2 separate regions of the Homo sapiens genome follow, and region 1 is linked to region 2. The links are chromatin loops, found by intact Hi-C in ENCODE. Cell type or tissue: mammary epithelial cell. All regions are shown on one strand.

The links. A loop is a pair of places that touch in the nucleus more often than their neighbours do. Peaks named below come from ENCODE experiments on the same cell type or tissue, not always from the same donor. Only the 100,000 strongest peaks of a DNase experiment are listed, where the experiment ranks them.
Region 1: a loop joins it to region 2, with 13 times the contacts of the local background. A loop is called at or near these places in 1 of 110 quality-filtered maps.

The regions. Positions count from the first base shown.
Region 1 is chr5:137,878,504-137,882,503 of GRCh38, forward strand. MYOT (myotilin) reads left to right here. Exons shown (of 10, transcript NM_006790.3): 5 at 2,313-2,362; 6 at 3,470-3,602. All of the region lies in intron 2 of PKD2L2-DT (PKD2L2 divergent transcript), which reads right to left. Among named protein-coding and RNA genes, the nearest start is that of PKD2L2-DT, 8.8 kb to the right of the region's middle. In mammary epithelial cell, no CTCF peak of the experiment used is centred here; a DNase peak (open chromatin) is centred at 1,988; H3K27ac peaks cover 558 bases.
Region 2 is chr5:138,281,034-138,285,033 of GRCh38, forward strand. No RefSeq gene overlaps it. Among named protein-coding and RNA genes, the nearest start is that of GFRA3, 8.4 kb to the left of the region's middle. In mammary epithelial cell, a CTCF peak has its summit at 2,300 (motif pointing left); no DNase peak of the experiment used is centred here.

The sequences.
Region 1 (4,000 bases), 400 kb before region 2:
ACAAGTAAACTTAACCCCAAAGAAAAATGTACAGTTGGTGGCTGGGCACAGTGGCTCACGCCTGTAATCCCAGCACTTTGGGAGGCCGAGGTGGGTGGATCACGAGGTCAAGAGATCGAGGGGATGCTGGCCAAAATGGTGAAACCCAGTCTCTACTAAAAATACAAAAATTAGCTGGGCGTGGTGGCCTGCGCCTGTAGTCCCAGCTACTCAGGAGGCTGAGGCAGAAGAATCGCTTGAACCCGTGAGATGGAGGTTGCAGTGAGCCAAAATCATGCCACTGCACTCCAGCCTGGGTGAGAGAGAGACTCCATCTCAAACACAAAAAAGAAAAAAGAAAAATGTTCAGTTGGACAGGTAGACTGAATGTTAGCACTCTTTCTTCCTTCATAGTTACCTTCCATTCCCTCCAAAAAGTCCACAAGAAACTGGGAGCCAAAGAGATTAAACCAGGAACACAAATATTCCTAGCTTCCAAATGTAGAAAACTGAAATTCAGTTTTTTTTTTCCAACATCTACTTCCCAAGTTCAAGTGATTCTCGTGCCTCAGACTCCCAAATAGATGGGACTATAGGTGCGCACACCGTGCTGGCTAGTTTTTGTATTTTTTAGCAGAGACGGTGATTTCACCATGTTACCCAGGCTGGTCTCAAACTCCTGAGCTCAAGTGATCTGCCTACCTCAGCCTCCCAAAGTGCTGGGATTACAGGCATGAGCCACCACACCTGGCCTTTGAAATTAAGTTTTTTGGTTCTGTTTGATGCAACTACACCTACTAAAAAGGATGGAAGAGGGTCTACCAGAGCAAGAACTAGAAACTGAAAAGAGAACTTAAATTTATTTTTGGCTACTAAACAGTTCATGAATTCGTTCATTCAACTAATTTACATGGAGAACCTACTTGTATGTTGGGCTCTGCACTTGGTATGGAAGATTATAGCAAAAATGAGACACAAACTCATCACTATTAGGGGAATTACTCAAAGCAATATTATACTGATGATGGTTCATCTTTTTTTTTTTTTTTTTTTTTTTTTTGAGACGGAGTCTTGCTCTGTCACCCAGGCTGGAGTACAATGGCGCGATCTCGGCTCACTGCAAGCTCCGCCTCCCGGGTCCATGCCGTTCTCCTGCCTCAGCCTCCCGAGTAGCTGGGACTACAGGCACCTGCCACCACACCCGGCTTTTTTTTTTTTTTTTTTTTTGTATTTTTAGTAGAGACAGGATTTCACCTTGTTACCCAGGATGGTCTCGATCTCCTGACCTCATGATCCACCTGCCTCGGCCTCCCAAAGTGCTAGGATTACAGGCGTGAGCCACTGTGCCCAGCCTGGATATTTTTAATTGGATTACTTTTACTTTACCAAAAAATTAGTTGATTTGTTTGATCACTGAATTGACCAGTTGTCTTGATATTTTGCTTAGAGAACCTTAAGGCTAGCCAAAAATTGTTACAGAGTTGTAAGACTTTTGCCTTAAAAATGACAAAATACATTAGCTAAATAGATTCATCCCAAAGCAAATTATTTGTACTCAGATCTTGTGTGCTCCTACAGAGCTTTGGGTAGGGACTGTGTTTTCCACTTTGTATCTCCCACTGTGCTAAGCACAGTGAAACGCAAAATACACACTACTTAATCAATTAGTTCTCTTATAATTTTCATAAATCCCTGATTTTATTCTCAAATAGAAATAATTTTCTGCTGTTCGGATATAAATCCTAAAAGATGTCTGCTTAAATACAACTTTATTAAACAGGAATTAATGCTATTTTACAAAGCTTTTTCAAAGCCTTACACATACCTTTCGTGGAGTCCATCAGGATTTTGTGCCACGAGCTAAAAAGAGAAGAATTTTCCAGTCTAATATGTGTTTACTGCTGTTGGTGCCACTTTTGAGCAGCAGGCATAATACCCTGCAGCTACTGCCAATACAAGTGACTTCATGTCTATTCCTGTTTTACTAAAGGACAATCTGTACTCTGTGCTCCCATTTCAAATGCACCAGGGAGACACATCACCCTTTGTCATAAAATAGTCATCTGAAAAATGAACCACCATCAATTCCAAGTCTAGCTAATTTTCATAAATAATACTTGTTGAATAGTCCCATTAATTCTGGGCTTCTTGCTAGAGTGGTAGTATGTTAGTGCACTGTACTTTAAGGGCTTAAAAGCTGAATATATAGAACTTACCAGGGCTGTTCAAATACAGCCAAAATAGGAATGTTCCTTTCAACTGTAACTACTTAATTCTGCTTCATTCAAGCTAACAATTGCATGTAAACATTCTTACTTTGTTTTAATTTCAAGCAACACAACTCAGAACATGCGCGACTGCAAGTTCCTACATCACAAGTAAGGTAAAAAATTTTAATTTTAAAGAAATGTATGTTTTCCTATCTAAAATATTTTCAGCTTAAAAATGTAATATTTATAAAGCCCTCGAGCCTACTCTATACCTTTTGAAAAATACAATGTGTATTTTCTAATGTCTGAGAAGATGACCAAAATTTTGACGTTCATCATCAAAACTATCACAGGGGAATTTTTTAATGTTTTGGTCAAATAAGCCAGGATCATGCTTCTATATTAAACAATTTTCTCATGACAATGGAGACCTAATTCTTATTATACAATCTTTGGTGGTAAGAATAATCTGCTGGGTACTGGGCATTTTAATAGACCATTTCTTCATCAATTCATGGCACTGTAAAAGAGAAACTAAGATGTACAATTTGTACCAGATGTTTCTAAATTGCTACCATTTCTAATAGTCATCAAATATGCCACAGGTAAATACAGCCCTAAGGCCTCTCTTCATTGTTATTACACTATCAGATCAAACAGTAGATTCTGTGGTTTCAAATTTGATGGCTAGGCTGGACGCAGTGGCTCACACCTGTAATCCCAGTACTTTGGAAGGCCGAGGTGGGTAGATCACCTGAGGTCAGGAGTTCAAGACCAGGCTGACCAACATAGTGAAACCCCATCTCTACTAAAAATACAAAATTAGCCAGGCGTAGTGGCACATGCCTGTAATCCCAGCTACTCGGGAGGCTGAGGTAAGAGAATCACTTGAACCCAAGAAGCGGAGGTTGGTATAACTGAAATACCACATCTCTGAATATAACTATATACATGTTCACACCACCACTATAGAAAAACGTCAAAAACTTAATTTGGATATTTTTATTTATTTATTTATCTTTGAGACAGACTCTCACTCTGTCATCCAGGCTGGAGTGCAGCGACGCGATCTCGGCTCACTGCAACCTCCGCCTCCCGGGTTCAAGCGATTCTCCTGCCTTAGCCTCCTGAGTGAGCTGAGATTGGGCCACTGTACTCCAGCCTGGGCAACAAGAGTGAAACTCCATTGAAAAAAAAAAATTGATGGCTAAACTATATTTGTGCAAAATGAAAAGCAATGATAATATTTACGCATAGTTGTTACCAAAATATTCTTGTAGAAGTAGATCAACCTCAAGGGGAGATGTGAATGATCAGGATGCAATCCAGGAGAAATTTTACCCACCACGTTTCATTCAAGTGCCAGAGAACATGTCGATTGATGAAGGAAGATTCTGCAGAATGGACTTCAAAGTAAGAGAAGGGTTCAAAAGTACTGGGGGAAAATTAACAATGGGATACTAAGTTTTGAAAAATGTTCTTTTCCTACTTCATAGCTTGCAAAGCAGTACGTACAATGGACAAGAACACAAATTCTGAAGTCAAACTGATGTGGGTTTGAATTCTGGCTCTGCCATCCTCCAGCTAAGCAACCTTAGACAAGTCATTTAACCTCTCTGTGCTTTTGTCTCCTCATCTGTAAAATGGGATAACAAATACCCCAAAAAATTATGAGGATTAATTGAGTGGATAGGTATACCTAATAAATACTTTTATAAGTGAAGCTATCAGAACAATATAATTTTTAAAGTACAATGCCCTTTTTTTTTTTTTTGAGACAGGGTCTTGCTCTGTCACCCAGGCTGGAGTGC
Region 2 (4,000 bases):
ACAAGTGTGCACCACCATGCCCAGCTAAGTTGATTTTTATTCTATAGAGATGGGGTCTTGCTATGTTGCCCAGGCTGGTCTTAAACTCCTGGTCTCAAGGGATCCTCCCACTTTGGCCTCTTAAAGTGCTAGGATTACAGATGTGAGTCACTGCACCTGGCCAGGCACACTGTTCTTTGATGAAGGTTTGGTAACAGCAAAATCCATGAAGTGGACAGGCTCTGGAGCCATACTGTCTTGGGTCAAATCCCTACTCCACCATTAATTAGCTTTGAGATCTTATTACTTGACTAGGTGCAGTGGCTCACGCCTGTAATCTCAGCACTTTGGGAGGCTCCAATTGAAGACTAGAGCTCAGATTGCCTCCATGAAAGTTAGAAGGGAGAGGGCTGGGTGCGGTGGCTCACAACTGTAATCCCAGCACTTTGGGAGGCTGAGGCCGATGGATCATGAGGCCAGGAGTTCGAGACCAGCCTGGCCAACATGGTGAAACCCCTTCTCTACTAAAGATACAAAAAATTAGCCGGGCATGGTGGTACATGCCAGTAGTCCCAGCTACTCAGGAGGCTGAGGCAGAATCGCTTGAACCTGGGAGGCAGAGGTTGCAGTGAGCCGAGATCGCGCCACTACACTCCAGGTTGTTAACAGAGCGAGACTGTGTCTCCAAAAAAAAAAAAAAAATTCAAATTAGAAAAAAAAATGCAGGCCAGGCGCGGTGGCTCACGCCTGTAATCCCAGCACTTTGGGAGGCCGAGGTGGGCGGATCATGAGGTCAGGAGATCAAGACCATCCTGGCTAACATGGTGAAACCCCGTCTTAACTAAAAAATAAAAAAAAAATTAGCCGGGCATGGTGGTGGGTGCCTGTAGTCCCAGCTACTCGGGAGGCTGAGGCAGGAGAATGGTGTGAACCCAGGAGGCGGAGCTTACAGTGAGCCGAGTTCACGCCACTGCACTCCAGCCTGGGCGACAGAGTGAGACTCCGTCTCAAAAAAAAAAAAAAAAAAAAAGAAAAGAAAAAAATACAAAAATTATCCAGGTGTGGTGGCAGATGCCTGTAGTCCCAGCTACTTGGGAAGCTGAGGTGAGAGGATTGCTTGAGCCTAGGAGGTGGAAGTTTCAGTGAGCTGAGATTGTACCACTGCACTCCAGCCTGGGCAACAAGTGAGACCCTGTCTCAAAAAAAAATAAAATAAAATAAAAAAGAGTTAATCCCTCTGTTCCTCAATTTCTTTATCTTCATAAAGAAATGCTCATAATAATGAATACCTCTTTCACAGGCTTGTGAAAATTAAATTAGTGTGTATTTATATAGGAGTTTATATATATATATATATATATATATATATATATATATATATATGAGTTTAGAGATAGCCTTGTATACAGTAAGCACCTGAAAAATGTTAGCTACTATTGTTATTCCTGAAAATAACATGAATCAAATCATATAGTCCCTATACAATGAGAGGATATTACAAGAAATCAGTGGGCTTATATTAGGCCAGGCGTGGTGGCTCACGCCTGTAATCCCAGCACTTTGGGAGGCCGATGTGGGTGGATCACGAGGTCAGGAGTTCAAGACTAGCCTGACCAACATGGTGAAACCCTGTCTCTACTAAAAATACAAAAATTAGCCAGGCGTGGTGGTGCATGCCTGTAATCCCAGCTACTCGGGAGGCTGAGGCAGGAGAATTGCTTGAACCCGGGAGGTGGAGGTTGCAGTGAGCTGAGATCGCGCCACTGCACTTCAGCCTGGTGACAGAGCAAGACTCTGTCTCAAATAAAATAAAATAAAATAAAAAATACCAAAAAATGTTGACTTGGGTGAAAATACAATTTTCCATGAGGAAGATAATTAAGCCTTAGTGTTTTGTTTTGCAACTCAGATTTTCCACTTAAGACTACTGACTAGTGGGCACATGTACATCAATCTCTATCTATGTTGGGACTTGGTTCTAGCCTTCTGGGGAGAATTATCAGGAAATGGAAATGACCCACTAGGGTAGGCAGTGAGTTAAGGACCTCTCCTCACACTTCGAAGAGGTGCTTCAAGCAGTTTTCTTTTCTGGCTACTAGGAATTCCTATAGGGGCACGTGTGTGGGTGGGGCAGAGGAGCAGCATCTTTCCTTTGGCCATCTCCACCTAACGTAGCAGCAGCTTTTCTCTTTCCCCTAGACCTTCTGGGCTTTGAGTTCAAGGGATTAGGGAGAAGGCCACAGAGACAGCTTCCTTTTTGACAGACAGGCAGTAGCTAGGAATGGAAGCTACAGACTTCAGCAGGATGGCTTGGAGAAAACAGCAGTGCCCTCTGCTGTGAAGCATGCATGTGACACTCTAGGGCAAGAGCATGTGCAAACCTTGTCAAATAAAAAAATTAAAAGCCAGTCCAACCACTCAGGCACGTGCATGGGCCGCCCTATGGCTACAACCCCCCTTCCCTCCCACTCACTTTAAAAAAGTGTCTCTGTTCCAGAGCCTGGGAAGAGGGTATGTTTGTCTCTGTTCTGTCTCAGCCTAGGCTGTAGAGGGCTTCGTCCTGTTCCGTCCTGGGCTATCAGTCCTACTAGGTTAATACCAGAGAATGACAATGTTCAGTCAGTTCTACTGCCACCCAAGACCAAGTAGTGCCACACCTTACTACAGATAAAGGCCTATTCATATTAAAAAGCTCCAAGAAAGGAAACCCTGGCATACTGCAGAAGAGTACAGTTAAAAAATCTTCCTGAAGTCTAATGGATCTTGCTTTGTTTTATTCCTATCTTCATATATCACAAATCTCTACTTCCAACCATCCTAAATCCTAAAACTTGTCTTTGTGAGACGTGAAATGGAGTGGAGAAAAGACTTAAAAGTCAAAACCCCCCTAAGGCTATAGATAGGGAACTTTTTTTTTTTTTTTTTGAGATGGAGTCTTGCTTTGACACCCAGGCCGGAGTGCAGTGAAAAATCTTGTTCACTGCAACATCTGCCTCCCAAGTTGAAGTGATTATCCTGCCTCAGTCTCCCGAATAGCTGGGATTACAGGCAGCCACCACGATGCCTGGCTAATTTTTGTATTTTTAGTATAGACGAGGTTTTGCCATGTTAGCCAGGGTGGTCTTGAACTCCTGACCTCAGGTGTTCCGCCAGCCTCAGCCTCCCAAAGTGCTGGGATTACAGGTGTGAGCCACTGCCAAGAGGGAACCTTTGAGCCCAGCTGAGATCTGTCATTTGCCTTAGAGAATGTCTAGATACCACATGCTGCTGAGTCTGTGGTGCACTTTTAGTAACGCATACCATGGAATGATCTAGGAAAGGAAAGCCCAGGACATTGCTGAAGAAAACTGTTTGAAAGGCTTACCTTAATTCCAGAGCATTGGTTCATTTTTTTTTTGAGATGGAGTCTTACTCTGTTGCCCAGGCTAGAGTGCAGTGGATTTTGGCTCACTGCAACCTCCACCTCCTGAGTTCATGCAATTCTCCTGCCTCAGCCACCCTAGTAGCTGGGATTACAGGTGTGTGCCACCATGCCTGGTTAATTTTTGTATTTTTTTTAGTAGAGATGGGGTTTCACCATGTTGGTCAGGCTGGTCTCGAACTTCTGACGTCAAGTGATCTGCCTGCCTTGGCCTCCCAAAGTGCTGGGATTACTGAGCACTGGTTCTTAAGCCTTACCATGTATTAGAATTAACTGAAAAGGGAGATTTTTAAAACCCAGATTTCTGTGCCCTAACCTCACAAGTTCTGATTTAAGAGGTCTGGGGTGAGGCCTGAACATCTGTATTTCAAACAAGTTCAGATGATGTTGATGATCTAGGGTCCAAACTTTGAGAATTACTGGTTGTTTGGTATTTGTTTTTTGAGACAGTCTCTCTCTGTTGCCCAGGCTGGAGTGCGGTGGCACGATCTCATTGCAACCTTCACCTCCTGAGTTCAAGCGATTCTCCTGCATCAGCTTCCTGAGTAGCTGGGACTACAGGCACACGCCACCATGCCTGGCTAATTTTTGTATTTTTAG